Regions from separate parts of the Homo sapiens genome. Here regions 1 and 2 are each linked to region 3. A link is an interaction called in ENCODE POLR2A ChIA-PET data of the cell type or tissue named here. Cell type or tissue: GM12878. All regions are shown on one strand.

Region 1 (4,000 bases), 58 kb before region 3:
GGAGGCTTTCCAAATTCTCCAGAGATGAAGAGAACCGATGCAGCCCAAATGCAGCAAAAATGCAGCAAAAGACAAAATGCAGCACACACACAAAAATATAGCCTCAAGATTATGCAGAGTTGCAACAGTGATTCAAATCAACCACCCACAGGCAAAAAAAAAAAAAAAAAACATGCTTGGCACAGGTGCCAGGCAGGGCCTCTCTCTGAAGCCTCACGTGGCTGGAGCGTGGCTGGAGCCTAGCTGGGCATAGCATTCCCAAGCCCCACCCACCTGCTTCTGGGATTAACTACTGCTTTACAAATGGGTCTATTTGAGGCTCCTTTTTTTTTTTTTAATAAGTAAGAGGATTAAGGGTGGAACTATCTAGTCCTACAAATTTGGAGCTCAAGATACAATAAAGGAAGCTCCTAAGAAGTACCCACTGCTCTGGGAGGTGGCAGGGAGGATCTCTTGGATAACCGACACATTTTAAAGTCATTCATTGCTGTTCCCCTTAATCTGGCCCATCTTCACCTTATAAGAACACATCTTCTAGCTGCTCCCTGCTTTCCAGAGATGAGGACACTGGGGCTCGTCAAGCTTTATAAGGAAACATATTTGGGGTGCTCAGTGAGCAAAGATACACCATAAACATCTCTCTGCAATAACCTTAACACTAAGAAACCACGAGGTTGGGGGAGTCTAAAAACTTTGTGCTATACCTTCTGTCCTTAATTAAGATTGATGCTGGAAACATGACTGATGGGTGAACCCACACGTGCATCCTCTCTGTGCATGTTTAGAAGGCTTGGGAAAAGTAACATTGATCCAAGCCCCTCATGTTTCTATCCCTCTGTGGAAGGGACTGCTTTAGAAGCCACATCGTGGTGGTGGTAGTGGTGGCGGAGTGTTAGACACTAATTTCCATGCCTGGTCCCCATAACTACCCCTGCTCCCTGTAATTCCTGTAAAAATTCACACTGGAATTTGAAAAGAAATGGTTACAGAGGACTGTTCCTTAGCCTAGTCGTTCAGCATTTATCAGTGTGAAAACCCAAGATGATGAGAGGATTCAGAGTGACACGTACCTTCCACTTAACCACAGTCTCTGAGTAGAAAAGGCTAGTAGTTGCATATTTTGGGGGCACTCAAATGTAACAGGGCTGGGTAGGAGGCAGTCATCATAAAAATGACAAGAAAAAGCAGGTTACAAGATTTCTCCCCAGCTTCCTTTCTGTTGTGTGACAGTCCCACTGCAGAAAACAAAGGTCTTAGAGAAAAAGTAGATTCCTGAAGTTGGTCCTCTGTGAGAGACCTTAATAATCCTACCCAAGAGGAAGACAAATAACCTTCCTTTTCTGAAAATCCTAGGAAAAACCCACACATATAATGAATTATTCACAAAGGCTGAACCTAAAAATGAGAGAGGGAGAAATATAGAAAGATGAAAAGACGGGCAGAAAGAGAAAGTAAAGACCTGGTCTCTCTCTCTCTCTGAATAAATGGATATTAATTAGAGTTGCATTTAGGTTTCCTCTTTTATGTCTTTGTGGTCAGTGATAAGCAAAATAAGATCAGCAGAGTCACCATTGATGGACTGGATTGCACATCTGGGCTTTGGTGTTTGGTGAGCTGTAGCTTTCCAGGCAGCCCTGTGCATGACGTAAGGGAGGTGGCTGACCTGCTCATCAAACACATGGAGTCAAGGGTTTGCAAGAGTTCTGAGAGCTTAGCAAAGCTTCACTCAGTTTTATTTTCACTAAGAATATGAAGATTGAAAGAAACCAGATGTTCCTATAAAGAAGGGGGAAAGCAGCAGAATTTGAGGGGGAAAAACACCTACATTTTGTACAGCAGTGCTATAAAGAGATAAGTAATTTTGGATGGAGCTAATAATTTCAGAGTCTGGATGTTTCAGAAGAAAAAAAAAGCAGGCCTGTTCTCATTACTTTCCTCTTCCTCCTTTAATTCATAGCATGCACTGCGCCTATTGCAGAAAAAGCAAGTGGAGGGAAGTGGAGAAATAATGACATGCAAACCAACAGACAAAACTATCACATTGAGGATATTTTTGTCTCTATCCTCAAGTCATTTCATTTCTGTCAAATTCCTTCACTCCAACTCATTTTTCAGGCTTCATCCCAATTATAAATGGTCCCCACAACAAGTCATGGCCTGGTTTCCACATGAAACATTACCCACACTTCATATCAAAAGCAAAGCCAACAGGCAATTCAGAGATTGTCCTGGGATGCTCAGAAAATGAAGAACTTTCTCCTACAGCTCCAGTACCAGCTGCAGTCACTATCTGTTTCACCATCTGCATCCACGCACAGGTACACAGAAGATATGAACCCCTCTGCATTATCTGATCATAGGATATAATTACAGACTTCATCCTTGTTAGCTGCCATCATCTTCCCTAATCAAGGCATCTTGACTCATGATTCACTAGTTACATCAAACCTGAAATTCTTACCGGGACCTCAGTCTACTATCCTGCAATGTGCTATACATTTATAGGCAACAAAAGCAGAAGAAAAGAAGACACCAAAATGGGAGATTTAAGAACTAAAACTTTTGGTAACCCTCACCAAAATCCTCCAAAATAAACGGACATTTTACAATGGGAGATTCACAGTAGTAAAGCATACAACCTCTGATCCATAGCCAGAGTGCTTTGGGGATACAGTGAAATTCTCTACAATAAGAAATCATGGATTAATGTCCACAGGTTCATTGTGATGAGCTTCATTATCTCAGGGCTGCAAACATATTTGACCTTCCTACTGTAAGCCATATTCATTTCCACACGAAGCATGTTCTCCCCTGCTGAGACAACCAAGGCGATGGAGGTGTGGGGGGAATATCCTATTGCCCAACTCTGGCATAGAGTCTCCAAGCCAGACACACTACTTCTTGCCTTCACACCCGTGACCTGGAAAAGTTCAAACAAGTGTGGGGCATCCTGCAAACCACATGAGAGATGCTGTATGGCCCACAGGGTAACTGGCCCTGGGCATGAAACAGTGAGAGCTGGTAAGCATGAGGCACGGTGAACATGGGAGGGCACTCAGAACAGCCAACTGCCAGAGAAGATCTATTAGATGAGCAAAAAAGAAAATGAAAACGAGGAATCGTATAGAATGTAACATCACATTTTAAATCACATTAGCATTTTTAAAAAGAGTATGGTATCCACTGCAGAGGAAAGTGCCATAAGAAAATAAAATTATCTCCCTATGCAGATGTAGCTTCCAAGAAAAATGAAACACATTCAGAGTAGGCTGTTGACTTGCCACCATCTTTCATGCCAAATCTGGGTTATCTTGAGCATTTCTTCCCATAAGAACTAGACCTCCCCTATTAATAACTGGATAAGATTACCCTCCCCCTCCAAGTCGGGGTGATCCTAGAAGCATAAATTAAACCATTCCTTTTACTTAACCAATCTTTTCAGACAAACATGATTAAAGACCAGTAATGCACAGCATGATGAGACCACTAATGCGGCACATAGAAGTGTACATTATCCCCCTCGTCCTACAGTGACTTTCTGCAGCCAATGAAAGTGTAAGTCTCAAAACGTGTTGTAACACAAACAAAATCCTCAAGCATGCTAAATGTGCAAATGTCAATATGAAAGCAGGTCTTGACATGTTTTCTGAACAACTGAACAACCTTCCTTTCTTAAAAAAAAAAAAAAAAATCTGGCACTTACAAAGAGCAAAGAAGTACTTCCTAAACTTTAATGAGCATATTAATCACACAGGGATCTCATTACAATGCAGATTCTGATTCAGCAGGATTGAAGTGGGGCCCAGGATTCTGAATTTTTAGCAAGCTCCCAGGTGATGTGGATGCAGCTCCTTGCTCTCTTTGAGAGGCAAGAATCTAGAGGACTTCACCTGAACTAAGACCCCTCCCCACTTCAGGCACGCTGAAATTTCTGAAAGATGCCATTAATAATAACAACTAGTGATTACTGGGTAATTAGATAATGTTTTAGGCATGTGAT
Region 2 (4,000 bases), 330 kb after region 3:
ACTTAAAAGCCTTCCTTGGCTCCCTCACATCTTTTAAGGTGAAACCAAACCCCCTTCCATGGCATGCCCAGTGTTTTGCAATCTGACCCCTCTTAATCCTCAGGGCCATTCTTCACACCCGTGCTCCAAACAGAAGGAAGGAAGCATTTGTGATGTTCAGCTCCTACCAGCTCTCAAGGCCTCAGGGCCTTTGCACATGCAGCTCTATCTGCCTGGAATGATTTCCCCCTTATTCCCTACTTGGCTAAGTCCAATTTGCCATTTGCGACTCAGCGCAGAAATAACCTCCTCTTCGCAGGAACCCTTCCCTCACACTCTGTCTGGGTTAAGTATTCCTCATCAGTATTCCTATATCACAGTAGTATTAACCCTGGATTGTAATGATCCATTTTTCATCCCTCTTCCCTCTAGATATCAACTTCCTTACTCATCTTTGTACCCAGTGCCTGACACAAAGTAGACAATAAATGATGGCTAAATGAAAGGCTGACTGGCAGGCAGAGGAGTTCATAGAGAATATGGGAAGTTATTAGAGGCTTTTGAGTCAGAGACTGATAACATCACCAAAACTGTACTGTCAGATGAGTAATCCATTAGTTATAAGGTAGGGCTGGGGTGGGGGTGAGGGGGGCTTTGACGCGAAATGGAGAACAGACTAAGAAGTGTTTGAAGAACGAAGATGGTATCAGTGGGAACTAGAAAGCAGGAATAGAAGTGAACTACATTGTGAAGATAATGCTGTGAGCTTAACGAGTGTTTAGATGTGTTGGTAAGAGGTATGGGGGATGGGGGGTGGAGGTAGGGGGTAAGGCCAAGATTTGCAACCCTGGTACCTGAGAAGAAATGCGAGTGGAAGAATCAGACAAGTCAGGAGAAGGCACTAAATGCAGATAGCAGTGGGGCGAGGGAATCTGTGAGACGAGATATCTGTTTGTTTTTAGAAATAGCTTCACTAATTAGGACAGAGAGCAAACAGACTGGAGGAATTTTGAGCCCTGGGTTGAGTTTTGTCTCTGGGTGGTCTAGGCATGCAAAGACTAACAAGTTAGAGCCTCACCTTATCTTTTCAGCAAACTGTGACAAAGGTCCAGTAATGATGCCGGTTTGTAAATCACTTTCACACCTTTAGCATGAAAGGATCCCACTACCAAGTGGAGCTATTAATTCTTTTGCATTCCCCCCACCCCCACGTTCCAGAGGAGTTTGCTGGGGGATGATGCTGTTTTTCCATCTGAACGGGGCTATGTTTTATCAAATACACTGCAGTTCTCAGTCCATTACCTTTTTCTCCTCACATTCTTCCTGTTTTCTGACTCTGAATTTATTTTAATCTCGTGTTTCTCGTTAAATCATCACAGACATCTGTCTCTCTTGCCTTCCCTATCCGTCCACTCCACTCTCCTCTCTTACTCTTAACATTCTTCTCTTGATCTTCTTGTCAGTTGCCTTAAGAGACCTCAAACTGCTTGGCTTCTCTCCCTCCTCTCTCGGTATCCGGAGCCTCTTTTTTGGACATGTCTCAACCTGTTTTCAGTCTCAGACTAATCCTCCATAACACTGAAAATGACAGATGAGGTCAGACTTGGTGGGGAGGGAAGGAAGAGAAAATTTTTACCCAGGAAACCATGCTCATTCATAACTGGCTTTCCAAATGAGAACAGACTACAAGTGCGCGTGTGCACGTGTGTGCATGTGTGTTTTCTGCTGGCAAGAATGACAAATCCTGCTTTCCTCATAGCACATGTTTCCATTCCAATATGTTTTAAACTCCTAATCTATAAAGGGGATGAAGCATCAGAAATCTCTATCTTTAGATTAGTAGCTGGCAGCACTAGGGTTTCAGGAGTGATCCTTTTATTCTCCAGGATCCCTTAGCAGTTTGTTACCTTGCCAACTGGTATGCTGGAGTTTCAGCTGCAAGGTTCTTCGTGAGCTGGGATTGAGGAGGGGAATGCAGACTGCTGATACTAACAAGGTCCCTGGAGTGATTTATTAGTGTCTCTTGTCTCCTTTTATTTGACCGGAGAAGAAAAAGAAAGGGTTTATTCCTCCTGATAAGAGACTCATATTTAGGAGTTTATGTATTCAAATCCCATTCACCGTCACTCTAGCTGTTTTCTGCACCCAATGGTTCTGCCTTAAGACATGTGCAGGCCCTTTCAATTGACCCCAGATCCTTTCTAGCTGCCACCTGGTTCTTTTTTGCCTTTATGCCAAATTTCTTGGGGAAGGAGCTACAGCCAGGGCCCCCACATCTTTCCACTCACTTATAATCTAGTTTTCTCTACCATCTTCTACAGAACCTCTGTCAAAATTCACTAGTTAAAACTTAGCTGAGCATAGAGGCGTGTGCATGTAGTGCCAGCTACTCGGGAGGCTGAGGCAGGAGGATCACTTTGTCCAAGGAGTTCAAGGCTGCAGTAAGCTATGATTGCACCACTGCACTCCAGCCTGGGCAACAAAGACCCTGTCTCTAAAAGAAAAAAAATGTGGCTGGGCACAGTGGCTCACACCTGTAATCCCAGTAGTTTGAAAGTCTGAGGGCAGGAAGATCTTTTGAGGTCAGGAGTTCAAGACCAACCTGGGCAACATGGCGACACTTCATCTCTACAAAAAATATAAACATTAGTTGGCATGGTGGTGCGCTCCTGTAGTCCCAACTACTTTGGGAGGCTGAGGCTGCAGTGAGCTGTGATCGTTCCACTGCACTGTAGCCTGGGAGACACAGCAAGACCCTGTCTCAAATAATAATAATAATTCACTAATGGCAGTCTTAGTTCAAGGACATTTTCTTTGCCCCATCTCCCTTCACAGCAGCCAGACTCTACTCCTACCTCTCTGCAAACTGTTCCTTTTAACAGAGCCCTCTTCCTATTCTAGCCCCTACCTCTAGGCTTCCTCATCACTAGGTCTTAGCTTTCTGCTCTTTTTCCTTCCCTGTAGTTTCTTTATTCTCACAGTTAAGCTGTAAACTTGACCATGCCTCTCTAGGAAGCAGCACGTGAAGAGGCCCAGAAGCCTGCAAATAAGTTACCTAAACTGCAGATAGTTCGTATGGCTGGAGGCAGCATGTGAGAGAAGAAATAACAAGACACAGCTGGACCTTGAGTGACCTAAAGCTGAGAAATTCATGCTTGATTCTGAGATCAGTGGAAATATCTGCTCTTTAAACTTTAATGTGCATATTGATCACCTGGGGATCTTGTTAAACTGTAGATTCAGTAGGTCTGAAGTGGGGCCTGAGATACTCTCCATTTTTCATAAGCTCCCAGATGATACCCATGGTCCCTGGACCATACTTTAAGAAGCAAGCGACTAGCCGACACTTAACATACTATCAAGTTTTGGGGGGGTTCTATGTTGTTTTGCGTCTTAACTGGAATGTAATGGTCGTGAGGGCCAGGGTCCTGTTGTCTGCATCTTTGTATTCCCTATTCATGAGTTTCTTCTGGGTGTTCCTGTCAATGCTTAATTGATGGGATCCAGGAGTGAGTTGTTTATATCTTTTAGCTTTGCTTTACAAACACTAATTTATCTTCTAATCACAATTGTGAGGCAAGTGGATACTTTATTTTAAAACTGTAAATAGAAACCAACAAAGATGAATGACTTTTCAAATCGTGAGTCACATGTTCAGAGTCAAGACCACAGCCCTTTGCCCAGAGAGGTCTCAAGGAATCAGTCCAGGGCTGATTCTAACACTGCCTCTGCTTGGGTCCTCACTTGACCATTCATGATGACCTGCTGCTCACTCTCTGGACCTCATTTAGTCTTTTCTGCCTGGTAAAGTAAGAGACTCCCCGCTTCATCTCCTGAGGGCATTCAGGAGCCTTAGCAAGCTGCCAGCTCCATGTTAGGCAGCCAGATGCCTGATGCTGAGGTGACTGAAAGGTTGGGAAGCAGACAGCTGGGCCAGCCCACGCACCAGAATCGCCCCCACACCGCATCTTTACAGCTGCTCTCTGCAGTGCAGGCTAGGAGCGCCTTTCAAAATGCATTC
Region 3 (4,000 bases):
AAATGACATATTTGGTTTCTCTGTGGAAAATTGATGTTATTTTTATCTGATGTTCTGTACACTTGGAACAACCAAAGGATTTTTTTTCTCAATGTCCTTTGTTACTTTGAAAACTGTCTTTGTGAAAACATTTTTTTGTTATTTTATTTTATTTATTTATTTTTATTATACTTTAAGTTTTAGGGTACATGTGATTCAGTTGAAACGATACATGAATGAAAACATTAAAAAATTTTTTTATTAACAGACATGCCAGTGGACCTGGGTGCTTGATGTTACTTAACACAGGTATCATTTCCACTTTTTCCCTCTGCTCCAAGCCACAGGGAAACTCAGCCATTTCCAGGGCCCTTGGCTTCAGGAAGGTCTCTTGATAAAAATTAAACTAGATCCCACCATTTCATTTAGGGGCATATTCTTTGTTTGCATTGGTTTTGTGTTGAAATGATAATATTTTTGGTGCACTGAATTAAATCAGGCCAAGGAGGTATCATCAGAAGTTACTAGGTGGGCTGTAGGGAAAGTTCTTCCAAAGGGGGCTGACTCCAATATCAGGCTTCCTTTTGCCCTCAGGTCTGCCACTTGGTCGATCGGCGATGCAGGAAGCCACACTAAAGATGGCAGGGTGGGCAGACCCTGTTGACATCAGAGAAGTGCCCCACCAGGCCCAGGCTGCCTCCTCCTGACTTGCTGTAATGAGAAAAATAAAACTGCAATTTGTTCTTCAGGTCACTCTACTCCAAAAGTCAAATAAAATTTCTGATACAGGAGCCCTGTATCTCTTATCTGTCCATCACATAGAATGAAAGGGTTTTAGGAGAAGACTATTTTAAAATGCAGGAATTTGCCCAAATCTCTGATTTGACCCAGTCAAAATCCTTGTACTAAAGAATCCTGCAGAATGCCAGGCAAAGCAGGCTCCATGCAACTGCAGAGACCTTCCTGAAACCAAGGGCCCTGGAAATGGCTGAGTTTCCCTGTGGCTTGGAGCAGAGGGAAAAAGTGGAAATGATACCTGTGTTAAGTAACATCAAGCACCCAGGTCCACTGGCATGTCTGTTAATATCCTGGACCAGGTCATGAAGGAAGTAGAAGCTACCCTACTTTTCTTTAACTTTTAACTGTCTGCAACCCAGATCAAGCCACCCAGCCAATCTCTGGCATCCATCACCCTGGAATATACCAATGCCATCTCAAAAGAACTCCTATTTTGGGAACCACCCTTTGAAAATGTCAAGAGCTGTGGGTGTCTTCAAAATGGTGAAATTACTTACCTCTGAGTTTCATGGTCAGTATATGTTGCCATCAAAACCGAGTCAAAACAGCTGGATAACCAAGACAGCATACACACTGCCACATCAAAACTCACTCCGCAATTTCAGCTTCTTACTTAAAGAAAACAACAACAATCTTCTATTGAAATTTACTTTAAAGCAGAGCTCCAATTTACCTTTTGTTTTACTTGCACAATTTGAATTCTTTTTTTTTTATTTTTTAAACATTTTTCCTAAAAAAAATTGAGAGGTATAATTCTTTGGAATATCATTTTTCTATTTCATATATGTAAAAGAAATCAATAAAATAAGTTATAGGAAAATTTGTTCCTGGTGTTATGCATGTGTGTGTGTTTCTAGAAATCTAATGTTATTATTGCAAAGCACATATTGTCCTATAGATGGTGAAAGTGAGGTTCAGGAAGGCTAAGTAACTTATGTAATATCAGACAGCTAAGAATTACTGGGTTCAAATCCAGATAATGCCCCCTCTACATCCAACTATCCCAGGACTCAGCCTCAGAGTCATAAGTTATGATCCAGTTGAGGGAGGAGAAAAGGAAAAACTAGTTGGGCAGACAGCTAAAGCTTGTCTTTGGTAAAATTCTTTCAAAATGAAAGACAGCCTGAAAAATCAAGCTACAGGCACAAATAGAGCAGCCTGGGGAAAACTCAGGCTGCAGCTGCACAGACAAGCAAGTAAGGCCCAACATAGCAGCCTTTGTTCTTGGTGTAATCAGTGGGCTCCCACAGAAAGGTTTCCTCCTCTTTTCGGGCATGTACACAGTGGGCTCCATGGGAACTTGCACAGGGAGGTGGGGGACCTACCCAAAACATAACCACAGTAACCCGAACAAGAGAAGCTGTGCTTTGTGCTTGCCTAAGGACATGCCCGCAGCTGCACAGATAAGGGGAATTACACAAACAGCTACAGAGATGAGGGGAGTTTCTTATAAAAGCTTTTGAATTCAACTGTAAAAAGGCAACCCTCTTTCGGGTCCCCTCTGTGGCAGAGGACTTTCTTCTTTTGCTTATTAAACTTTCGTTCTAACCTCACCCTTTGTCCACACTCCTTAATTTTTTTGGTCATGAAACGAAGAACTCCGGGTGATGCCTTACAACGAGAGACTGCTACATTGTGGTGCATTGGTAAGACTGTCACAGAATGAGCTCTGTCCCCTTACTGTATGTGCACAGAGATCCAGAACCTTTCAGAGATGTTCCAGTTGCCTTCTAACTGATCCAGAAAGGCAGCTTAGTCCCAGAAAAGAGTATGTAGAGGTCATCAGATGATCTCAGACAGTCTGCTGTGTCCCAAAAGGGAGATAGGGGGATTTGCTCCTGAAAAAGGCTGTGTCTGGCTGGGCAGGCCCCATGAGCACAAGGTACCTGCCCGCCCAGTTGCCATGGGTCTCAATCAATGGTTCTTAAACTAATCAATCACCTGAAGAGCTTGTAAAATATATACATCTATATACATCTTCCTGTTAAAACTTCACCTAAGATGAACTGATCTGAATCTTTGAGGGTTGGGGTCTAGACACCCATATTTTTTAAAAGCAGACTGGGAATGGGAAAGGCAGGGTCATTGGGCAGCTTACTGTGTAAATGGCTGTTCTGTCTTCCCGGCCACAGCCTGGGGGAAGCAGGACAGAGCCTAATAACAAACATGAGTAATAATCATACTAAGCACCTCACACACAACCCTGAATGCTGGTGTCCTCAGCCCCAGAAAGGTTAAGAGATGTGCCCAGGCTCCTGAGCAATAGACCCAGGCAAACTAATTCAAATGACTTTTCAGCTTCCACCAACTCTGCTGCCTGAAACTTCTTGAGAGGCGCCTGAGACAGCAGAGCTACGCATAGATGCTGGTGGAGATGAGGGCTCAAAGTAGGAAAGACTCAGAGCCTCCACTGTGTGGAGAGAGATTGGGCAGAGAGGCAGGCACCGCAACAGAGGAGCACCCTTGGGGAGCAAGTCCTGGCTGGTGTTCTAGATGGTTCTGGCTGCCCAGTATGGAGCAAACCAAAATAAGGACCACCTCTAATCCACATTAAAAAGGGCCCAGAGAGGTGAAGAGGCCTGGCCAAGGTCACGCAGCTTCCTATAGGTAGTTTCCTTTACAGAAACAATTCTTTTTTGTTTTTTTTAAGATGGAATCTCACTCTGTTGCCCAGGTTGGAGTGCAGTGTTGTGATCTCGGTTGACTGTAACCTCTGCTTCCCAGGTTCAAGCGATTCTCTTGCCTCAGCCTCCCAAATAGCTGGGATTACAGGCGTGTGCCACCATGCCCAGCTAATTTTTATATTTTTAGTAGAGATGGGGTTTCACCATATTGGCCAGGCTGGTCTTGAACTCCTGACCTCAAATGATCCACCCACTTCAACCTCCCAAAGTGCTGGGATTACAGGCATGAGCCACCGCACCCGGCCTCCTTTACAGCAACATTTCTTGAGCAACCCTATGTGAGCCTGGCCATGCACCAATGCCAGATTTAATGATATCCTTTCCAGGAGTGTGCATGTTATGAAAGAGGGCCATGGGTTAGAGTAATATTGATACGCAATCAGTCTTCCTGGGGTCAGTCCTCCCCATCAAAGGAACTTTGGTTTGAAAGCAGGCACCTCCCTGAGACAACTACACCCAACACAGCTTGGTGAGTGTCACTGTCCTGCAGCAGAACCAGAATCACAAACCCACCACTGGGGCCCAAGAGCAGCACACAC

What was found. ChIA-PET counts read pairs that join two places held together with the same protein. Peaks named below come from ENCODE experiments on the same cell type or tissue, not always from the same donor. Only the 100,000 strongest peaks of a DNase experiment are listed, where the experiment ranks them.
Region 1: POLR2A ChIA-PET joins it to region 3 with 6 read pairs; 1 of 35 experiments calls an interaction of 5 or more read pairs at or near these places.
Region 2: POLR2A ChIA-PET joins it to region 3 with 6 read pairs; 1 of 35 experiments calls an interaction of 5 or more read pairs at or near these places.

The regions. Positions count from the first base shown.
Region 1 is chr1:181,486,715-181,490,714 of GRCh38, reverse strand. The region is part of intron 1 of CACNA1E (calcium voltage-gated channel subunit alpha1 E); the gene reads right to left. Among named protein-coding and RNA genes, the nearest start is that of CACNA1E, 5.2 kb to the right of the region's middle. In GM12878, no CTCF peak of the experiment used is centred here; no DNase peak of the experiment used is centred here; H3K4me3 peaks cover 2,354 bases.
Region 2 is chr1:181,097,288-181,101,287 of GRCh38, reverse strand. No RefSeq gene overlaps it. Among named protein-coding and RNA genes, the nearest start is that of IER5, 11 kb to the right of the region's middle. RefSeq lists enhancers at 1,406-1,605, 3,939-4,000. In GM12878, no CTCF peak of the experiment used is centred here; a DNase peak (open chromatin) is centred at 1,587; H3K4me3 peaks cover 1,602 bases; H3K27ac peaks cover 2,407 bases.
Region 3 is chr1:181,428,606-181,432,605 of GRCh38, reverse strand. LOC107985232 (a long non-coding RNA gene) reads right to left here. Exons shown (of 3, transcript XR_001738319.2): 2 at 1,275-1,389; 3 at 217-690. It also overlaps a transcript of CACNA1E not described here. Among named protein-coding and RNA genes, the nearest start is that of CACNA1E, 53 kb to the left of the region's middle. RefSeq lists an enhancer at 2,025-2,304. In GM12878, no CTCF peak of the experiment used is centred here; a DNase peak (open chromatin) is centred at 2,175; H3K27ac peaks cover 3,480 bases.